2 separate regions of the Homo sapiens genome follow, and region 2 is linked to region 1. Evidence: chromatin loops called from intact Hi-C (ENCODE). Cell type or tissue: GM12878. All regions are shown on one strand. Links, peaks and the distances in the headings refer to the core of each region. The heading gives the core; the rest is flanking DNA. Region 1 has its middle 8.3 kb from the start of RIPPLY2. Region 2 has its middle 62 kb from the start of SNAP91.

The links. Peaks named below come from ENCODE experiments on the same cell type or tissue, not always from the same donor. Only the 100,000 strongest peaks of a DNase experiment are listed, where the experiment ranks them.
Region 2: a loop joins it to region 1, with 2.9 times the contacts of the local background. A loop is called at or near these places in 1 of 110 quality-filtered maps.

Annotation. Positions count from the first base shown.
Region 1 is chr6:83,839,928-83,850,208 of GRCh38, forward strand. No RefSeq gene overlaps it. Among named protein-coding and RNA genes, the nearest start is that of RIPPLY2, 8.3 kb to the right of the region's middle. In GM12878, for the core only: no CTCF peak of the experiment used is centred there; a DNase peak (open chromatin) is centred at 7,514.
Region 2 is chr6:83,766,176-83,776,577 of GRCh38, forward strand. No RefSeq gene overlaps it. Among named protein-coding and RNA genes, the nearest start is that of SNAP91, 62 kb to the left of the region's middle. In GM12878, for the core only: no CTCF peak of the experiment used is centred there; no DNase peak of the experiment used is centred there.

The sequences.
Region 1 (10,281 bases), core at 5,282-10,281:
TCCTTATTGTAATATGCCTAGGACATACCTCAGTTTTCTGTATAAAAAAGAAAACCACTCAGAATTATATTGCTGTCAAAGACAGAATTTCAAGAGTTTCACTTTACAAATACTACAGATTGCTTTATTCTTTTCCACACCCATAGATTTAAATATCAAACAGAATTCTGAATGATAGGATTGCTGTATTTTTACAAATCAAAATACTAAGGTCTAGAATGCCAACTAATGAATTCAGGATGAATGATGGAGCTAGAAAGTCATAATTTTGAAACAATCATCATAGTAATAAATTTAGGCAAGAATCATCAATGGATGCTAAAACTAGTGGTAAAAGTTTAATGAGAAACAGGTAGCTATAAAGTTTCAAAATATCTTCCTATAACTACTTATTAATTAAAAAGGGAAAATAACTTCACAATGGAGAAACTTGACAGACACTAACTTAAGCAAGTGAATAAAGTTCATATCACAATAGTAGGACAAAGCCACAGTATGTGCCACCTGTTGGGATGCATTGAAAAAGATACAATGTCACAGCTGACTTATTCCTCCCAAATTTGCATAACTTGAATTAATCATGAAAAAAACATCAGATTTACTCAAATTGTAGAATATTCTACAAAATAATTGGGCAGTACTCTTTAAAATGCTGAGGTTATGTAAGACAAAGAAAGGCTGAGAAGCTGTCACAGACAAAGGGAAACTAAAGAAACATGCAAATTAAATTCAGTGCATGATCCTGGATTGAATCCTGGGCTAGGAAAAGAAAAGAGGTATAAAAGACATTATTGGAGCAATTGATGATATTTGAATACTGACTAGGGGGATTAGATAATAGTTATTGTATCAATGTAGAATTTCCTGATTTTATCAATTGTGTTGTGGTTATGAGAGATTGTTGTTGATTTTGGCATAAACATACTGAAATATTTAGGGATAAAGGGGCATGATGTCTGCAACTTACTCTCAAATAGTTGAGAAAAATATGTATGTGTATATATAGAGATAGGACAAGAAATCAAGCAGGGCAAAATGTTTAATAATTGGTGAACCTGGGCAAATGACATATAGGAGTCTTTGTAATCTTTTCATAAGTTTGAAATTACACAATATTAAAAGTTAAAAAAATGCCATGGCCAAAAGATTGCCTCTCAAATATAATCTTCTCCAGGTGGCATTAGATGATTCAGGTGACCACAGTGGATCAATTTATCCTGTTATCTCATATTTCCAAACTTAAAGAAACCTTGCTCAGTGCTTGAGAAAACTTGCTCAAACTATGCTCAGTGCTATGAACAAAGGCAAATAGCTCTAGACTCCCAGATTCCACTAAGTCTGTAAGTATGAAGGTAGGGAACCAATTTTTTTTTTAAATTATTCTTCCAATAAAACTTCTTGCAAGTAGTTTTAAGTAATATCTTCTATACAACAATGTGGCAGAATCTGCTATTTGCCACTCCAATATTCATTCTTTAACTCTTCCTTGGTAATGACCACCCTGATTTTTAGGTAGAGATAAGTTTGCTCACAATGAAGGCTATATTTGACAGCTTCCCTTGCAGCTAGGTGTGGCTAAATTGCTAAATTCTGACAAAGGAGACCAAACAGAAAAGTAACATGGCAACTTCCAAGACACCTCCTTAAAAGACATCAGGCACAAGCCCTTTTACCTTTCTTTTTTTCTGCTACTATATTATCACCTGGAGTATAAATGTGATGCCTGGATCTCTAGCAGTTATCTTGGGCAACACAGGCAAGGTCCATACCCTAGGGATGGTGAAGCAGAGAGACAGAAGAACTTGATTAAAAAAGAGCTATTATACCAACCCTGGAATGTCTACCTGGTAGACTATTTTATATGAGAGAAAAATTAACTTTTATTTTGTATAAGTCACCATGAATTTGAGTTTCTATTATATATAACAAAACAGATGGTTTTTCAAGAAAAAAAAGGGGAGGACTAAGGTCTCACTTAGACTCCTAACCCCAATGACATTTTTGGGAGTTGGTTCACTCCATGAGGGTGGAGGCCATCAATGTATCTTCCTAGAACCTAGCAGTCTTCACATAGTTTCAGTTGATGAACATTTTTAGAATGAACAAAGTTTCTTTTTGGAAAAACAATTTCAAAATGTTACCTGCAACAATATTAGAAATTCATCTCTGTTTGGTACTGTTTTGAGAATTATAAATTGCTACAAAGAGCAAATTCAATATATTTCTTTCCCTATAAATCTTTGGTCAAAAACAATATAATCACTATCTGATCTTCTAACTGGTTGAAAGTATAAAGACAATTTTTTATTATATCATTGCTTCTATAGAACTCTTCATTAATAGATCATAAAGTAAGGTGAATCATAAAGTACAGGCTGAGTTATACCACAATAACAACTCCAAAATCTCACTGTTTAAAACAAGAAAGGTTTACTTCAAGTGAGCAGGAACCTCTGTTCCCTATCTTCCATTTTCAGGCCAATGGAATCTCTTCCCTCAAGGAAGAAGAGAACATGACAAATTGCCCATTGGGTCTTAAGATTTCCATTCAGAAATGAGACACATCACTTCCATTCATATTTCATTGATTGACGTCACATGGCCTGTTTAAAACAACAAAGGTTTAACTTCAGGTGAGCAGGAAGCTCTGTTCCATATCTTCCATGTTCAGGCCAGTGGAATCTTTTCCTTCAAGAAGGAAGAGAACATGACAACTTGCCCACTGGTTCTTAAGGTTTCCATTGAGAAATCAGACACATCACTTCCACTCATATTTCATTGACTAAAGTCACATGGTCATATCTAACTTCAAGGGGCAGACAGTGAAATCCTACCATGTACTCAGCATGAATACCCCAGAATTACTGGATAGCACAACCTACCAGATATAGTATCCCACAAGTAATTCTGAGCTCATATCATCTCACTTCAGTCTTTAAAATTTGCTTTAATACAGTTTTAGAGGTAAGAAAGATTTGGTTGGCTAATAGAATGAGCCAGCTATATTCACTTTGATTATGGAAAGTGAAATTTTCCTGAGAAGCTGGAGAATTAGATCTAACTCTCCTAATCTGTCAGTATTATCTTGTAACTAGCTGATGATAAAAAACAAATCAACATGACTTTTCAAAGTCTTATCATTGTAGTCTGACTATGTTACCTTAGATCAGTGATTTAAGAAGTATGCGGAATTCTAGGGGAATCTCCAGAAAATGCAGTTAAGAGGTCCACAAAATCCTTCCTTTTCCAAACTCGTCTGTTTGACACTGTGTTTTCTCCATGTACTTCAACCAAGACAACATACGGTAACAAACAATGTAGAGCAGACATGAGAAACCACTCACCTCATATTAGGCAAAAATTTATAGAGATTTTCAAAGAAATTAGTTGTGGGAAAATACAGGAATTTAAAAAATACATATTTTATGTTAATATGCAAGAGATGTTTGTTATTTTAAAGGAATATATATATATATACAAATTTTTGTTTTAATTTTAATACAGTAAATATTGATAGATATAATCCACATAAACCTGAGGTTTGTGGGGTCCTTAATAATTTTTGTTTTAGCTTTTTGTTTTGAACTAATTATCTTCAGTAACTTGTAAGAATTTAAAGGGTTCCCAAGACCAAAAGTTTGAGGACCACTATCTTAGATAACACCTTGCTTGGTAAATTTCAACTTAGCCTTTCAAAGGAGATAACTACTAAATAACATTTTCTCTGGAAGATTTTAAGGACCAATGATATAATTATAATAACTTGTAGTTATGTACACAAAGAACATGGCATTGTGAAAAACCCATCTAATTGCTGGGAAAGGTAGTTTGTCCTATCTATGCTGAAACACGAAATCTACTGCATATTTGGATTGCAAGAGAGTATGTCCAGTTAATCCATTGAATAATATCTGAGACCAGGAGCTAGTCACTGAATAAGGATCCATGCACCTGCATATGACTAAAACTTACCTAAAAGAGGCTAAAATTAAAATAAGCAAATTTATATTCTCATATAACAAGAAGTCCAGATGTTGGATATTTCCACAGATGGCTATTCCGTAGGTGTGACAGCATCAAAATACTCCCAGGATCTTTACATCCTTCCAATCTGCTAGTTTCAGCAACTTGGCTCATGTAAACTGGCTCCTTCCATGAGCTCCAAATCCTGACATCAAAAGTAAATGCAACATGGGGTAGTTGTACTTCTCGAGTGGAGTCTTTCTCTTAGGCTGTAAGAAAGACTTTTCCCAGAAGCATGGTGCACCTTAACACTGGCTCCTTTTCAAGTATCCTTGGTCAGTATTGTATCATATGACTGCTCAAATTAATCACTGGTAAGGGAAATGAGGTTATCGTGATTGGCTTAGACAAATCATGATTCTCTCTTTGTGGCTGAGGAAGGACCCAGCTTTTCCAAAAGCACTCCACTTCCTGATATCTGCACAAAATTGCTGTTCTTTTAGTAAGAATAAGGGTGGGGTGGGGAGTAGCTATGGGATGAGTAATCAGTAAAGTCTTTGACAATTACAAAAACTGGAATGTCTCATTGCAATAACTAAGACTATCATGGGATAATAAAAATTCGGAGTTTTATGAAGATCATATTTGCCCATTTTCCTTCGGTCAATTAATATAATAAATGCCTAACAGCATTAAAAATTTGTACTTTCATTTTTTAAAATCTTCATTGGTAGCTAATTTTAGTTTGTAGTTGTCTGTAAGTTCTCATACATATTTCATTCAGTAATAACGAAAAGTCAGTTCTATTCAATCTCATACTACTCCATTTTTTTTCCTTACTTAAATTATCACACACTTGTCATTGCTGACATTATAGTATCCTACCATTTAAACTTAATACTTCCAGTTAAAATTTGTCTCTCTCATTAAACTGGGGTCATTTATAGATTTTAAAAATAAAAATTTCATTCTATAAGCCAAGTAATTATCTAATCTGAGTAATTAATAAAAGTTAGAAACAAATACAGAAATATATTATCCAATATGGCCTTCTTTCTCTGGAACAACCCACATACCAGCTGTCTGCTCTACTACTAATAGTATGAGCCAACTAGGGCTGGGAGATATTTTCTGCTATGATTTTGTTAATTTACAGCTAATTTAGAAAATGATCCTCTGTCATTTTTCCTTCAGGTCTCAGTTTAAATGTCATCTCTTCTGGGGCCTTCTCTGACCACCTTGTTTAAAAGATGCCTCCTGCAATTGTTTTCTATTAAATCACTCTTCTAATTCTGTCTATAGAAGTCTTGCAAACCTGCAATTACCTCCTTAATGTATTTGTTTATTTTCTATTTCCCAACTAGAATGTAAACACTGTGAGAGCTGGAAAACATGTTAGTCTTATTCTATACTGTATGCTCAAAGCTTAATCTCGGGCCTGGCTCATAATGACTGATCAATAAATATTTGTTAATTGAATTTAGTTTTCTTTCCTGAATCACCTCTCATTGAAACATTTTATGTTCTATTCTGAAAGAAATTTTAAAATAAATTTTGATGTTTGTCATATTTTGGCCAATGATATTTAATAATACAAGATATTAAATTTGTGTAGTTAATGAACATTTAACATTAAGTGTCAAATGTGGTAAAACATTGTAAAAAATAGTTTATAATGGAACAGATAAATCTCTTTTTATGTCTGATGGTACCTGTTTATACACTGTATTTTTATTTTACATAATTTATTAGGTATGATAAATTAATCTATTTGGGGTTAACACAGAAATTTTAAAATGTCTAGAAGTGAAGCCATCAAGAACCCACGATAGTTTATTTGGCCAAAGCTAAACTTTGCAAATATTTTGTGTCTTCAATATAGTTTGAATTGAAACCACTTCTCATGAGCTCTCATTGTGGTTTTATTAAATATTCAGTTGTAACTAATAATAAGAAACATGAACTATTTTAAGGCATTAAGTATTTTACTAAGTAAATACATTAACTACTTTATTTCTGTTATTAACTACATAGGAAAGTTACATGAGAAGCACAGTGAAATCTGGCTGTTTTCAGTGGAGATATTCCCATGTATGAGTGTGATTAGCACAGACTTGCTAAATCTCTCTCTGAGCCATCTGTGAGCACCTTCCTGGTTTAAAACAACACACACTAGCTCTGCTCAGTTCTAAGTCAGTTTTTACCACAACTGTTATCTTTATCTTAAACCTGGGAAGATTCTCAAATGCCTGAAGCTTGGAAATGCCACCTTTCACCAAGGATCTGAACCTTACTTAAACTGAAAAAAGAATTATATTAAATCAACTATCTCAAATGAGATTTTATTGGCATGAAGTGTTGACCAAAAAAGTTCTAATCCATTTGTAAGGAAAAAAAATAGAGAATATTCAGCTTACTAGTTAGTTTAGGACATATTCATGTGTTTATTGTTCTAACAATCCTAAATGAAATTCCTAGTCACTTGAGCTCCCTTGCTTCTCTTTAGCTCAACTTCAAGTTACAGTGACACAAACCTCTTTTTATAGTGGCCCCAGTGTGAGGTCCTGGGTTTTGATGAATCAGCAATAGTGGAGACTTTTCTGGAAAAGACTTGGCAGTAAATAACCCACTCCATAGCTTGACAGCCTAGGTCCTTACTGCAGACCTGGTGCAATTTTTTCTAAAGAACTTGTTCTGATCACCACGAATCAGAGCATTCAAGTGGAATTTTCAGAATACTGCACTGTAGCAAAACTACCTAGAACTGCCCAGAGAACTGTAAACACAATGTAAGTTTTAAAACAAATTCTAAAGTTATAAGAGATATTATGACAATCACTTTCTCTACCAAAAATATGTGTTTTAAAAACCTGCAAATCAGGAAAATTTAAAGTAGGCTTGATTTTGACTGTGGTGTTTAGTTCTACAAGCCCAGACTGAGTGCAGTTAAGAATCAATCCTTCATTGTCATATCTAAGGTTTTTATACTGAACTGCACTTTGCATATGATAAAGATCACCCAGTTTAACTGTACAAGGAATGACATTTAGTAAATTTACAGAATTGTGCATCCATCAACACAATCCAATTTTAGAAGATTTCCATCACCCCAAAAAGATCCCCCATACGCATTATGTTTAGGGTTTTCTATTTAATTTTTCCACAGCTTTTCTGTGTGAAAACATAATGCCATAATTGAAATAGAATACCAAAAATGTTAATAAATTTGACAGCTGGCATTCAGACACAACTAAATAATTTGCCTGGAAAACAGCAAATTTTGTATGTACAACTTTTTAAAAAGGAGTCCAGCTAATTAAGCAGATACTAGTTTTCCTTAAATAATATTCATAAGATCATGAATAAGAGGAGATGTGTATGAACTGAGACTAGCTCTGCTCTTGTTATAAGCAAATCTGACATTACTTAGGAGGCACATGGTGGCAACAGCAGCTGTGAGTCATTATATTCCTCTCATTCCTTCACACTTCTGTTTTTCACCTTACTTTCTAAGTGGAGAATCAGTCATATTTGGGCTGAGGTCATCAAAAAGGGTGGGGAAACACCAGGTTACATTCAAAGTGGGAGCCCAGTTCAAGCTCCAATTTTTCTTTTAATTGGTTACTGTTCTCTGGCTATACAGAAGCTCATATGAATGTTTTAAATGTGATCTTGACTTCTCTTTTTCCTCCTCAGGGACCATCATTTAGCACCCTTTCGCCAGAGTATACTTCCTTTCTCACATCTTATAGTAATGCAAAGAGCCAAAGATTAAAAAATAAATAAATAAATAAATAATAAATTAAAAAATAAAAATAAAAAAAGAGTGTTAGGCCCGCAAGCCCCAGGTATAAGGTAAATTTATAATATTTTCTCTTAGTAAAATACAAAGTTTGGTGGCACAGATGTCTGTTAGAAGGCAGCTACACAAAAATATAAGAATTTTGTCAGTTTTGTGCATTTAACATATCCCAAGATCCTAAAATCGTGCCTGGCACATAGTAGGTATTCAATAGTACTTGTTAAATAAATGAAGTTTTAAAAAATGCTTGTCCTAATGGACTATTAAGTTTGATCCACCTCATTGGTGTGTTATGAAAAGTGTGTTGATATGTTAACATAAAATACATTTTAAAAATGTACAAGTGGAACTCAGTATACAATTCTAAAGTAAATTTAAACTGTAAAATGAGTTAAGTTATACCTCAGATTATGTTATTTTATGATTCTGTATCTCTTTATATTTATTTTATAGAGCTTTACGTCCTCATATTGCATACAGCTTGGATAAGAAGTACATATCTATGTTCTAAAATAAATATAATGTCCCTGAAAATTGTACTGGTTTTCTCTTCTTTAGGCACAGCTTATAGTTAATATCCTCCTTAATGATTTAGCTAAGAAATTCCATCTTTGATGGAAATGATAAACATGCAAAAAAAAAAAAACTAAAAGAAAAATAGCATATTGATCTTGGCCTCATGAAAATCATCTTCAAGATCTGTATAAATAGGTAGCATACATTAAATTAACGTATAAATGGTAGGTTTAGGATCTTTCTAATAATTCATATTTCTGTTTCTCAGTTTACTTAAATTTGGTCAAGTAAAAATCTTGCCATATTTTTATTAATTGGTTCTCCTTTTTTTCTAGTAATGCATTTCTTTTCACAATTTTAAGACAACCGATATTTTCTCAGATTCAAGTCTCATCACTACAGTAGATCCCTCCTTCTCCATGCCAGAACTAGTCACCTTAATTAAACTTGTTTCCTGGGAGTTCCCAGACCTGGATTATTGTCGTCACTGATTCACACACTCCATTCTTATGAGGATTTTCTTCAGGGCTATTGATCTCATTTTTTCCTTCCTCTTTGGGGACCATGAACCATCATCCAGCCCCTGTCTCTTCAGAAGCATCTCCTCTCCTGCCTCCTCTCCTCATTTTCTAAACATACTTTTGTCTGCACCCTAAAACCAAGATCCCTTTATGGACCCAGCACTCTCCCTCTATTTTTCCTCTCAAAAGAGTAGCTCAACTCACTGTTTTGATTTCTTCTTCACCTCTAATCTACAACTCAACTTGCTGTAAAAAAAAAAAAAAAAAAAAAAAAAAGGTTCTGTCCCTATACAGTCAAACGATATTGTTCTAAATTCACTTATAACCCCTTAAAGCGGTTATATTGCCAAATCCAATTAACACTTGTCCTTATCTTATGTGACCTCTTGGTAGCCCTGACTGCGTTGGACCTCTTCTGCCTTATTGGAGTTCTTTCATCCCATGTTTCCACCACACCTGCTTTACTAAAGCACTTTCGCACCTTGCTTTACTGAAACACTCTCTTTCTCTTCTTCTTATTCCTCTTCTTCCTCTTCTTCTTTTCTTCTTCCTCTTCTTCCTCTTCCTCTTCTTCTTCCTCTTCTTCTTCTTCTCCTCCTCCTCCTTTCCTCTTTTCTCTCTTTCTCCTCTTTCTCCTCTCTTTCTCTCCTCCTTCCTTCCCTCCTTCCTTCTCTCTCTCTCTTTCTCTCTTTCTTTCCTTCCAGTCTTGTTTTGTCACCCCACTGCAGCCCCAACTTCCCAGGCTCAAGTGATCCTCTGGCCTCAGCTCCCTGAGTAGCTTGGACTACAGGCATGAACCACCATGCCTGGCTAATTTTTTTAATTTTGTTTTGTGGAGATGAGCTCTCATTATGTTGCCCAGGTTGGTCTTGAACTCCTGAGCTCAAGCAATCCTCCCACCTTGGTGTCCTAAAGTGCGAGGATTACAGGAGTGATACACTGTGCCTGGCCTACTGATGCACTTTCTACCAGCTTCACCACTCCTTTTCAGTGAGATGGATTTTTTTGTTTGTTTGTTTGTTTGTTTGTTTTATTTTGCATATCCTCTCACCTTACAATCAAATGTTGATCTCTAGGCTACTGTCCTTGGTCCTGGACTCAAGCTACAAAATTTCCCTGGGAAAACGAATCAATTCCTATTGTTTTAATCGCCATTTTTTTTTTTGCTGATGACTCTCACATTTAAATCTTTAGCCTTAAATTATCTACTAAACTCCAGACCTCATGTCTCTGGTTGTCCCCTGAATATCTTCTCCACCTACATGTTACTGAGCCTTCCAAAGTCTCAGATCTATTCTGAGTTCTTTTCCTTGGGGTGACTGTATTTTACATGTAGGAAGGAAGACAAACTGAATATTTAGTAGCCAGAAGGGCAGATTATGGCACTCTTATATGTTGTTTATTTCTGTTTCTCCACTTTCTGAACACATGGTAGAATTGCACTTCCTTGCTTTTTGAAATTGGTGTGTCATGTGACTT
Region 2 (10,402 bases), core at 3,303-8,302, 76 kb before region 1:
ATTGAAAGCAAACTTGAGAGTTTTTAGAGAAGGTTTCAAAACATGAAGAAGTAGTTACAACATAAATAACTTTGAGCCTCTGAACCAGGGATATGTAATTGGTGATAATTTTATGAACAAAGTTGATAAACGTTGTTAAAAAGTTTAACAATTTAACAAATTGTTAAACTGTAACAAAAAGTTACAGTTGAAATAGATTTAAGCAATGAAATGAATATGACCTGGAAATGGGGGTGAACCTGTAGCTCAAAGAGAAGAAATTTCGCTTTCCTATTAATAAGGAGGCTGGGAGAATTGGTTCTGATTTTCAAGGAAGATGCAAGTACACAGAAATTAGGAAAGGGCCTATGAAACTGCCATAAAATGCCATCACATTTGTCGACTTATGCCAAAAATAATGTATCGCTCCAAACTCATGAGGCTGTAACTCACGTGCTTTACAGGTAGTAAAATGTTTGTGCATCCCATACAACTGACTAAAGAAATGGGGAAAGGACAGTGTGAGAACACGAAGGATCATGCTCCAAGGAAACAGTCTCGTCAGGGGAATCTTCTGGTCTACTGGGTGTTAGACATAGAAGGTAAACTAGGTGAAACTGCTGAAAGCCTTTTTGCAGCTGTATTTTGCCATCTTATATGGCTGTGACATAGCAGCCAAGACAAAGATTGTTTACCTAGCTTCAAAGAAAGTCCAATTTGGTTGGCTGCAAGAATTCCATGTGTAACCTTGTGTAAGTGTTTTGACCTCTAGGGCATGATTTACAGCTTTGCCTTTTTTGTAGTCTTTGCATTGCCTCAGCCCAATAGGAATCCCCTGGGCCCTGATGTCAGCAGTCTAGGATTTTCAGACAAACAAGTGTTTCTTGGCTGTCACGAACCATGTTAAATTGTTCCCAACTGCGCTTCTGTGAAACCATGAAGCATTATATCAGACCATTAGATGTACTGATCCTCTGTCCCACCCCATCTTGCTTGCTGGTCTCTATGAAGCTGGTACTGATGTGCTCAGCTATTGTTCTTCCTACTGTGCCTTCCCTGTTGGGTAACCTGAATTCACAGTTTCACTTCCTTTCCAGAAACGAACCAGAAATATTTTGTTCATTTGTGGTGAATGAAGTGCCTGACGAGAAAGAGGAATGTAGCTTAATTCCAGTGTTGAATGTGGCTCTTGAGGCCAGTATATGCTAAAACTCAGAATAAGGATCCCTTTCCAATTCTTTCTCTCTTCTCATCCTTTGTGGTTAGTTATACTAGAGACAAATCAGTTGGCAGGGAGTCATTAAGGCTGGAGATTAAGCTACACTTCTAGGCAGGAGGATAACTGCTAATGACCCTCTAAATTCCACTTTTCTAGCCCTAAACACTAATTATTTTAAATATTTACTGTTTCATATATATTTACTGTTTAATATTAAATATTTACTGTTTAAAATATAATTATTTTAAAATAAAATTATTGTTTTGCTGCTTGCATGCTGGCAAGTGAAAGCACATCTAGGAGATCATGCAGGTGAGATGGGCCAGAGGGACCTCCAAAAGAAAATAGCCCAAGTTACATGTGTCCCTACCTTTGCTGTTGACCATAGACAGTGAAATCTATAAATCTGTGTGGAGCCTTCTCTGATTCTTGCAGAGTTTGGGCTCACACTGAGTTCATTAAAGCCTTGCTGATGGGCTCATTTTTTGCTAATCCCACTGTAGTTATATTTTTCTACCCTGCTCTTCTGCCTCAAAGCTACAGAAAGTGCTTGGGTGTCATGGAGGGGTTGCTCTTTGATCACTCTCTTCTCTTTGTCTATAGTAGGAAATTAACAAATGTTGACTGAATGTGCGAGTGAGTGAATGTTAGGGATTTCTGGACAATATCAGTCAAGGGAATGTGAAAGAGCAGAGCAGCCAAGGAAGGAAAATAGGGCTTGGAAGAATGGACTGGAAGACAGGTCCAACGGTAAACAGATTTGAGGAATACAAATGGATAAGGTTTTGTAAGGAGGGTTAGCAAGTTTGTAAAACAGTGCTCCCTAGATGCTAAAAATGAAGCCGTAACCTCTCCCAGCTTCTTCTCATCTGCTTGTGCACACCAATGGTAAGACATAGGGAAGAAGAAGTAGGTATTTGACTAGTACTTGTGTTGGGGGTGGGCTTAGAAAGTATTCAAGGGGGTAAAGCCACCAGACCTCTAGTCACTCTTCCTTTCACATCTTGAGTTTGTATGCATTGATTCTCTTTCCTTAGGACTTCTCAAGTCCATCTCTTCTCCATTCCGATGGCATGCCTTAATTCCAATCCTCACGTCATTTCTTACCTTGAAGCCTAGAGTGATCTTCTAATTCATTTCTTAGACTTCAGTAGTACCCGTCCAATCCACTGCCAACACTGCTACCAGAGAGATCTTTATAAAACAAAAATCCAATTGTATTACTGCCTTACTGAAAATTATTTAGTGGTCACATTGTCCTCCAAACTTGGGGGCTGCAAGACACTTTATGATCTTCCCTCACCTACCTCTTCAGCCTATTTCTTGCCAGGCCCCTAGCATTGCTGAACCACCTGCAGTCCCAGGGATTTACAGTGAATTTCTAACCTCTGTTCCTTTCTACAAATGGCTCCATCTGCCAGGAATCCTCTGTGTTCTTCCTCTTCATCTTTGCCAACCTCCTACTCCCATCACTGAGGTGACTCTTACTTATTCTTTTAGACATTGTTCAGGCATCATCTTACCTGAGAAGTCTCTCTGGAATCCCCATCTTCCTTTCCTCTCCTGGATGATTAGCTTCTTGAAAGTAGAGACTGAGGCTAGAATAGTAATGGGTACGTGGTGGGTATTCAGTAGCTATTTGAAAAAAGAAATGAGAGAAAAATAGAAGACTATACTGAGATATTGATCATTGCCTGCCCTGCTCATAGCCCTTTCTGTATCCATGTGATCCTATCCCTCAGCCTGAGTGGATTAGGACCATCAATGGCCTGGCTTGAAAAGACCAGCTGAGCCAATCAGATTTATTTATTGGTATTTTGGAGTTGGGGAATGAGAAACTGAGTGAATTAGAAAAGACAACTGGAGTTGAAGGTATGATGTAGAGTCAGGATATAGAGGCATGGTGGAAATGGAAATTATAGGAAGAAGAAGTTAGTTAATAGATGCGAATTGAGCAAATGCACACAGAAAAACAAAGATGTCATGAGAGAAAGGTCATATGAGAGACAGAGAGAGAGAGAGAGAGAGAGAGAGAGAGAGAATCTTCTGTTGTTCCTAACACTTTTTCTTGGGTGGGTTCCTGCAAAATCTGTTTTGTTTTGGGGGGTGATTTTTTTTTTTTGACAGTGTCTCACTTTGTCACCCAGGCTGGAGTGCAGTGAGCCATCTTGGCTCACTGCAGCCTTGACCTCACAGGCTGGAGTGATCCTCCTGCTTCAGCCTGCTAACTAGCTGGGACTACAGACACACGCCACCACACCCAGCTAAGTTTTGAATTTTTTGTAGAGGTGGAGTTTTGCCATGTTGCCCAGGCTGGTCTCCTGGACTCAAGGGATCTGCCTGCCTCAGCCTCTCAAAGTGCTTCTATTACAGATTTGAGCCACTGCAGCTGGCCTTTTTTTTTTTTTTTTCCCTTCTTCTTCTTTTTGAGTCAGGGTCTCACTCTGTCGCCCAGGCTGGAGTGCAGTGGCCTGATCTCAGCTCACTGCAACCTGCAACTCCATGGCTCAAGCAATTCTCCAGCCTCAGCCTCCTGAGTAGCTGAGACCACAGGCACATGCCACCATACTGAGGTAAAATCTCTGGATTTTAACATTAAATCATTATGGGAACTAATATGAGCAAATTTCTGTTCTGAGTATGTAAAGGAGTCTAAACTGAAATAGCAAGAGAAGAGAGAAAGGGAGAGAGGAAGAGAAGAGGGAAAGAAAAGAGCAAATAAGGCTGGTTCTAGACCACCAACTTCCCTTTTCCCCTAGGCTTCTGTTTGCTTGGGATTTACTCCATGCCAGAAAGGAACAAGGAAACCCATTCCCTCTCCACTAGCCCTGACCAGGGAGGAAGTCTGCCCAGGGTTTGACATCCATAATTTCTCCATGCCTATGGGCCCACCTTGGTCACTCACTGCTCCATAGCATTGTCATTGTGAATTATGCACAAATAAACAGAGGTCTGAAGAAACACCATAAATCCCTGGTGCTAACATAAAGAAATTAATTAAGAAAGTTAAAAATGTTAAATATCTTATTGAACCCCAAACACAGTTCACAAAAACAAAACTTCAGTAACAAAAAAAAATTCGGTCAAAGATATATTTTTGATCTTAAGAAATTGATTAATAAATGTTTTTAAAAATATGCATGAATTAAATATCAATGCTATCAAAAAAAGTTGCAAAATAAATGAGAGACAAAAATTATTTTGTTTCTAGTTATGTATCTGAACAATTGTTTTATTGGTTGCTTGTTTGGTTGAAACTTAATAATTTATTATGCAAAATGGACATGAGGATTTATAATGCCAAGAAATAGAACTCTGTTTTGCTCTTTTTTGGATTTCTCAAAAGGAATACCTTGAAAGAATGTCTTATAAGGGTGTTCAAAATATTCTGAGCTACTTATTGGTAAACAAAAATTTATATACTTGGATGAGATGCCAAAAAATTGAAAAAAATGAAGTCATATTTTTTCTTGTAGTGGGAAGTATGGCTAATATTTTAATACATGTATAGGCATTTATCATAATTGCTTGTTAGATATTTAATACATTTATCATAACATAAAAATGTATGATAAAGTGTTAGATGCTGGCACAAATTCATTAATTCTGTGTGATAGGTGTCATGGAAAGACTTTCTTGGAAAAAAAAATTCTTCAAAGCATATTGTTATGGGAATGACCAAAATTTCCAAGAAGGGTGGTTTTTTTGCTTGTTAAATGAGAGGAGTTTATACTCAATTCTTGAATTCTCTCTTGATAAAAAGCAGAAGTGAGAAAACTGTCAACTAGAATGATAGATGTGTAGTATAAAATTTAATGAACTCTGGGGAATTCCATATATTTTAAAGCAGTTTCTTTTCTTAAAGAAACACATTAACAGAATGGATTCTTTTCTACAGGAGCATTTCATTTATTTATTTTTTTAACTTTTATTTTAGGTTCGGAGGTACATGTGCAGGTTTGCTGTATAGGTAAACTTGTGTCACAGGGGTTTATTGTACAGATTGTTTTGTCACCCAGGTATTAAACCCAGTACCCAATAGTTCCTTTTTCTGATTTTCTCCCTCCTCCCAACCTCCAACTTCAAGTAGACCCCAGTGTCTTTTGTTTCCTTCTTTACATCTGTATGTTCTCATCATTTAGCTCCCACTTATTAGGGAGAACATGAGGTATTTGGTTTTCTGTTCCTGTGTTAGTTTGCTAAGGATAATGGTCTCCAGCTCCATTCGTGTTCCTGTAAAAGATACAATGTCATTCTTCTTATGGCTTGATAGTATTCCATGGTGTATATGTACCACATTTTCTTTATTCAGTCCGTCATTGATGGGCATTTAGGTTGATTCTGTGTCTTTGCTATTGTGAATAGTGCTGCAATGAACATTCTCATCCATGTGTCTTTATGGTAGAATGATTCATATTCCTCTGGATACATACCCAGTAATGGGATTGCTGGGTTGAATGGTAGTTCTGTTTTTAGCTCTTTAAGGAATCATCATATCACTTTCCACAATGGTTATGCTAATTAACACTCCCACCAATGTGTATAAGTGTTTCCTTTTCTCCTTGACCTTGCCAGCCTCTGTTATTTTTTTAGTTTTTAACAATAGCCATTTGGAACGGTGTGAAATGGTACCTCATTGTGGTTTTGATCTGCATTTCTCTAATGATCAGTGATATTGAGCTTTTTTTTTCATATGCTTATTGGTTGCATGTATGTCTTCTCTTGAAAATGTCTGTTTATGTTCCTTGACCCCTTTTAATGGGGTTGTTATTTCTTGTTAATTTGTTTAACTTCCTTATAGATGCTGGCTGTTAGACCTTTGTCAGATGCATAGTTTGTGAATATTTTCTCCCATTCTATAGGTTGTCTGTTTACTCTGTTGATAGTTTTTTTTTTCTGTGCAGAAGCTTTTAAGTTTAATTAGATCCCACTTGTCAATTTTTGCCTTTGTTGTGATTCCTTTTGGTGTCTTTATCATGAAATCTTTGCCTGTTCCTATGTTCAGGATAGTATTGCCTCATTGTCCTCCAGAGTTTTTATAGTTTTGGGTTTTACATTTAAGTCTTTAATCCATCATGAGTTGATTTTTGTATATGGTATCAGGAAAGGGTCTGGTTTCAATATTCCACACATGTCAGTTATCCCAGCACCATTTAGTGACTATAGAGCCCTTTCCCCATTGCTTATTTTTATGAGGTTTTTTGAAGATCAGATGGTTGCAGGTGTGCAGCCTTATTTCTGGGCTCTCTATTCTGTTCCATTCGTCTATGTGTCTGTTTTTATACCAGTACCATGCTGTTTTGGTTACTGTAGCCCTTTCACAGGAGCATTTTAGTTGTATTGTTCTTTATTAAGAAGACTATAGCTAATGTTAACAAAATCAAATTATGAATAAAATTAGAAAGCTTAAGTACATAACCTATCTTTTTTCATCAAGGGCCACTAATTTCTTTTTTAAATTGTTTTATTTATTTATTCATTTTTTATTTTACTTTAAGTTCTGGGATACATGTGCAGAACGTGCAGGTTTGTTACATAGGTATACATGTGCCATGGTGGTTTCCTGTACCTATCAACCTGTCATCTAGGTTTTAAGCCCCACATGCATTAGGTATTTGTCCTAATGCTCTCCCTCCCCTTGCCCCTGCCCCCAACTCCCCAACAGGCCCCGGTGTGTGATGCTCCCCTCCCTGTGTTCATGTGTTCTCATTGTTCAACTCCCACTTATGAGTGAGAACATGCGGTGTTTGGTTTTCTGTTCCTATGTTAGTTTGCTGAGAATGATGGCTTCCATTTTCATCCATGTCCCTGCAAAGGACATGAACCCATTCTTTTTTATGGCTGCATAGTATTCCATGGTGTATATGTGCCACATTTTCTTTATCCAGTAGAATGACTTATAATCCTTTGGGCATATACCCAGTAATGAGACTGCTGGGTCAAATGGTATTTCTGGTTCTAGATTCTTGAAGAATTGCCACACTGTCTTCCACAATGGTTGAACTAATTTACACTCCCACCAAGACTGTAAAAGCATTCCTATTTCTCCACAGCCTTGCAGCATCTGTTGTTTTCTGACTTTTTAATAATTGCCATTCTGACTGGCATGAGATTGTATCACATTGTCATTTTGATTTGCATTTCTCTAATGACCAGTGATAATGAGCTTTTTTTCATATGTTTGTTGGCCGCATAAATGTCTTCTTTTGAGAAGTGTCTGTTCATATCGTTCACCCACTTCTTGATGGGGTTGTTTGTTTTTTCTTGTAAATTTGTTTGAGTTCCTTGTAGATTCTGGATATTAGACCTTTGTCAGATGGGTAGCTTGCAAAAATGTTCTCCCATTCTGCAGGTTGCCTATTCACTCTGATGATAGTTTCTTTTGCTGTGCAGAAGCTCTTTAGTTTGATTAGATAAGGGCCACCAGTTTCTAAATGTTAATCCACTGTGGTCATATAAGAAGAAAAATAACTTGTTTTTTTCAGAAAAATAAGAAATGTTCAACTCATCCATTTAAAACCCAAATACTGAAAGGTGACATCACTACAGATCCTATAGACAGTAAAAGGATAACACAGGAATGAATATTACAAGCAATTCTATGCCCACAACTTCAATAACCTAGATAAAATGGACCAATTCCTTGAAAGACACAATCTGCCAAAACTCATACAAGAAGAAATAGACAATCTGAATAGACCTATATCTATTAAAGAAATTTAATCAATAATTAATAACATTCCAAAGCAAAAAGCATCAGGTCCAGATGGGTTCGCTGGTGAATTCTACCAAATATTTAAGGGAAAAACTATACCGATTCTCTGCAATCTCTTCCAGAAGATATAAGCAGAATAAATATTTTCTCACTAACTCTATTAGGCCAGCATTACTCTATTGCCAATATCAAAGACATTATAAGAAAAGAAAACTATACACCAATATCTCGTATGAATATAGATGTAAAAATACTTATAGAATTATAGCAATCAAATCCAATTACAGCTAGAAAGCTAAAACATCATGATCAAGGGGGTTTATTTCAGGAATACAACATTGGTTTAACATTCAAAAATTAATTAATCTACCACATGAACAGGCTAAAGCAGAAAAATCACATGATTATACCAAGAGATGCAGAAAAAGCATTTGACAAAATCCAACCCCCATTCATGGAAAAAAAGAGCCAGTAAACTAGGAATAGAGGAGAATATCCTGAACTTAAGAGGAAATATTTATACAAATCCTACAGTGAATAGCATACTTAATGGTGAGAAACGAAACTTTCCTGCTAAGATCAGAAACAAGACAATAATGTCCTCTCTCACCACTGCTCCTCAACATTGTGTTGGAAGTCCTAGCTAATGCAAGAAGATGAGAAAGGAAATTAAGGCAAAAAGATTGGGAAGAAATTAAACTATCTTTTTCTGTAGATGACATGATCATCTACAGTCATCCCTTGGTATCCATGGGGTATTGGTTACAGGACCTCTCTCACAAACCAAAATTGACAGATGCTCAAATCCCTTATATAAAATGACATAGTATTTGCATATAACCTGCACATATCTTCCTGTATACTTTATCATCTCTAGGTTACTTGTAATGCCTAATACCATGTAAATGCTTTCTGAGTAGTTGTTATACTGTATTGCTTTTTAATTCGTATTATCTTTGTTGTTGTACTGTTAATTTTATTATTGTTTTCTGAATATTTTTTATACACTGTCGTTTGAATCTGTGGATGTGGAACCTGCAGATACAGAGGGCCAAATTCATGTAGAAATTCTGAAAGAATTGACAAAGAAATCTTCTGGAACTAACAAGCAATGTTGCAGGTTACAAGGTTAATATATAAAAGTCTATTGCTTTTCTATATACCATCAATGAACAAGTGGAATTTGAAATTAAAAACACATTTAGCACCCCTCCACAAAGTAAAATACTTAAGAATAAATCTTACAAAATATGTTTTATGACTTATCTTCTTGTATAAACTTTTTGTTGATTACAAATGTAAACCTTATATGAGGTTCTATATGCAGAAAACTACAAAAGTCTGATGAAAAAAGTCCGATGAAAGATATCAAAGAAGAATTGAATAGAAAGATATTCCAGTCTATTGAAAATAAGACAATATTATCAAGATGTCAATTCTTCTCAACTTGATCAATAGGTTCAATGCAAATGCAGTCAAGATCCTAGCAAGTTATTTTGTGGATATCAACAAACTGGTTCTAACGTTTGTACAGTGAAATATGGCTGGGTGTGATGGTGCATGCCTGTAATCCCAGCACTTTGGGAGGCTGAGGTGGGTGGATCACTTGAGGTCAGGAGTTCAAGACCAATCTGGCCAACATGGCAAAACTCTGTCTCTATTAAAAATACAAAAATTAGCCGGGTGTATTGGCACGCACATGTAATCCCAGCTACTCAGGAGGCTGAGGCACAAGAATCACGAACTCAGGAGGCAGAGGTTGCAGCAAGCCGGGATTGCGCCACAGACTCCAACTTGAGCCACAGTGTGAAACTGTGTCTCTCCCTTCCGCTGCCCACCACAAAACAAAAAGGTTTATACAGTGAAGCAAAAGGCCAGAATAGCTAACTATTGAACAAGAATAAAGTTTGAAGGACTGGCATTACTCAGCTTCGAGACATACTTTAAAGCTACACTAATAAAGGCAGTGTGACATTGGCAAAAGAATAGGCAAATAGAGCAATGGAACAGAATAGAGAGCCCAGAAATATACCCACAAATATATAGCCAACCCATCTGTATTAGCCAGGGTTTTCTAGGGGGACAGAACTAATAAGATAGATGTATATATGGAGGGGAGTTTATTAACGAGTACTGACTCACACAGTGACAAGGTGAAGTCTCACAATAGGCCATCTGCAAGCTGAGGAGCAAAGAAGCTAGTCCAAGTCCCAAAATCTCAAATGTAGGGAAGCCAACAGTACAGCCTTCAGTCTGTGGCCAAAGGCCCGAGAGCCTCACTGGTCTAAGTCCGGGAGTCCAAAAGCTGAAGAACTTGAAGTCTGATGTTTGAGGGCAGGAAGCATCCAGTATGGGAGAAAGATGAAGACCAAAAGACTCAGCAAGTCAAGTTCTTCCAACTTCTGCCTGCTTTATTCTAGCTGCACTGGCAGTTGATTAGATGGTGTCCGCCCAGATTGAGGGTAGGTCTGCCTCTCCCAGCCCACTGA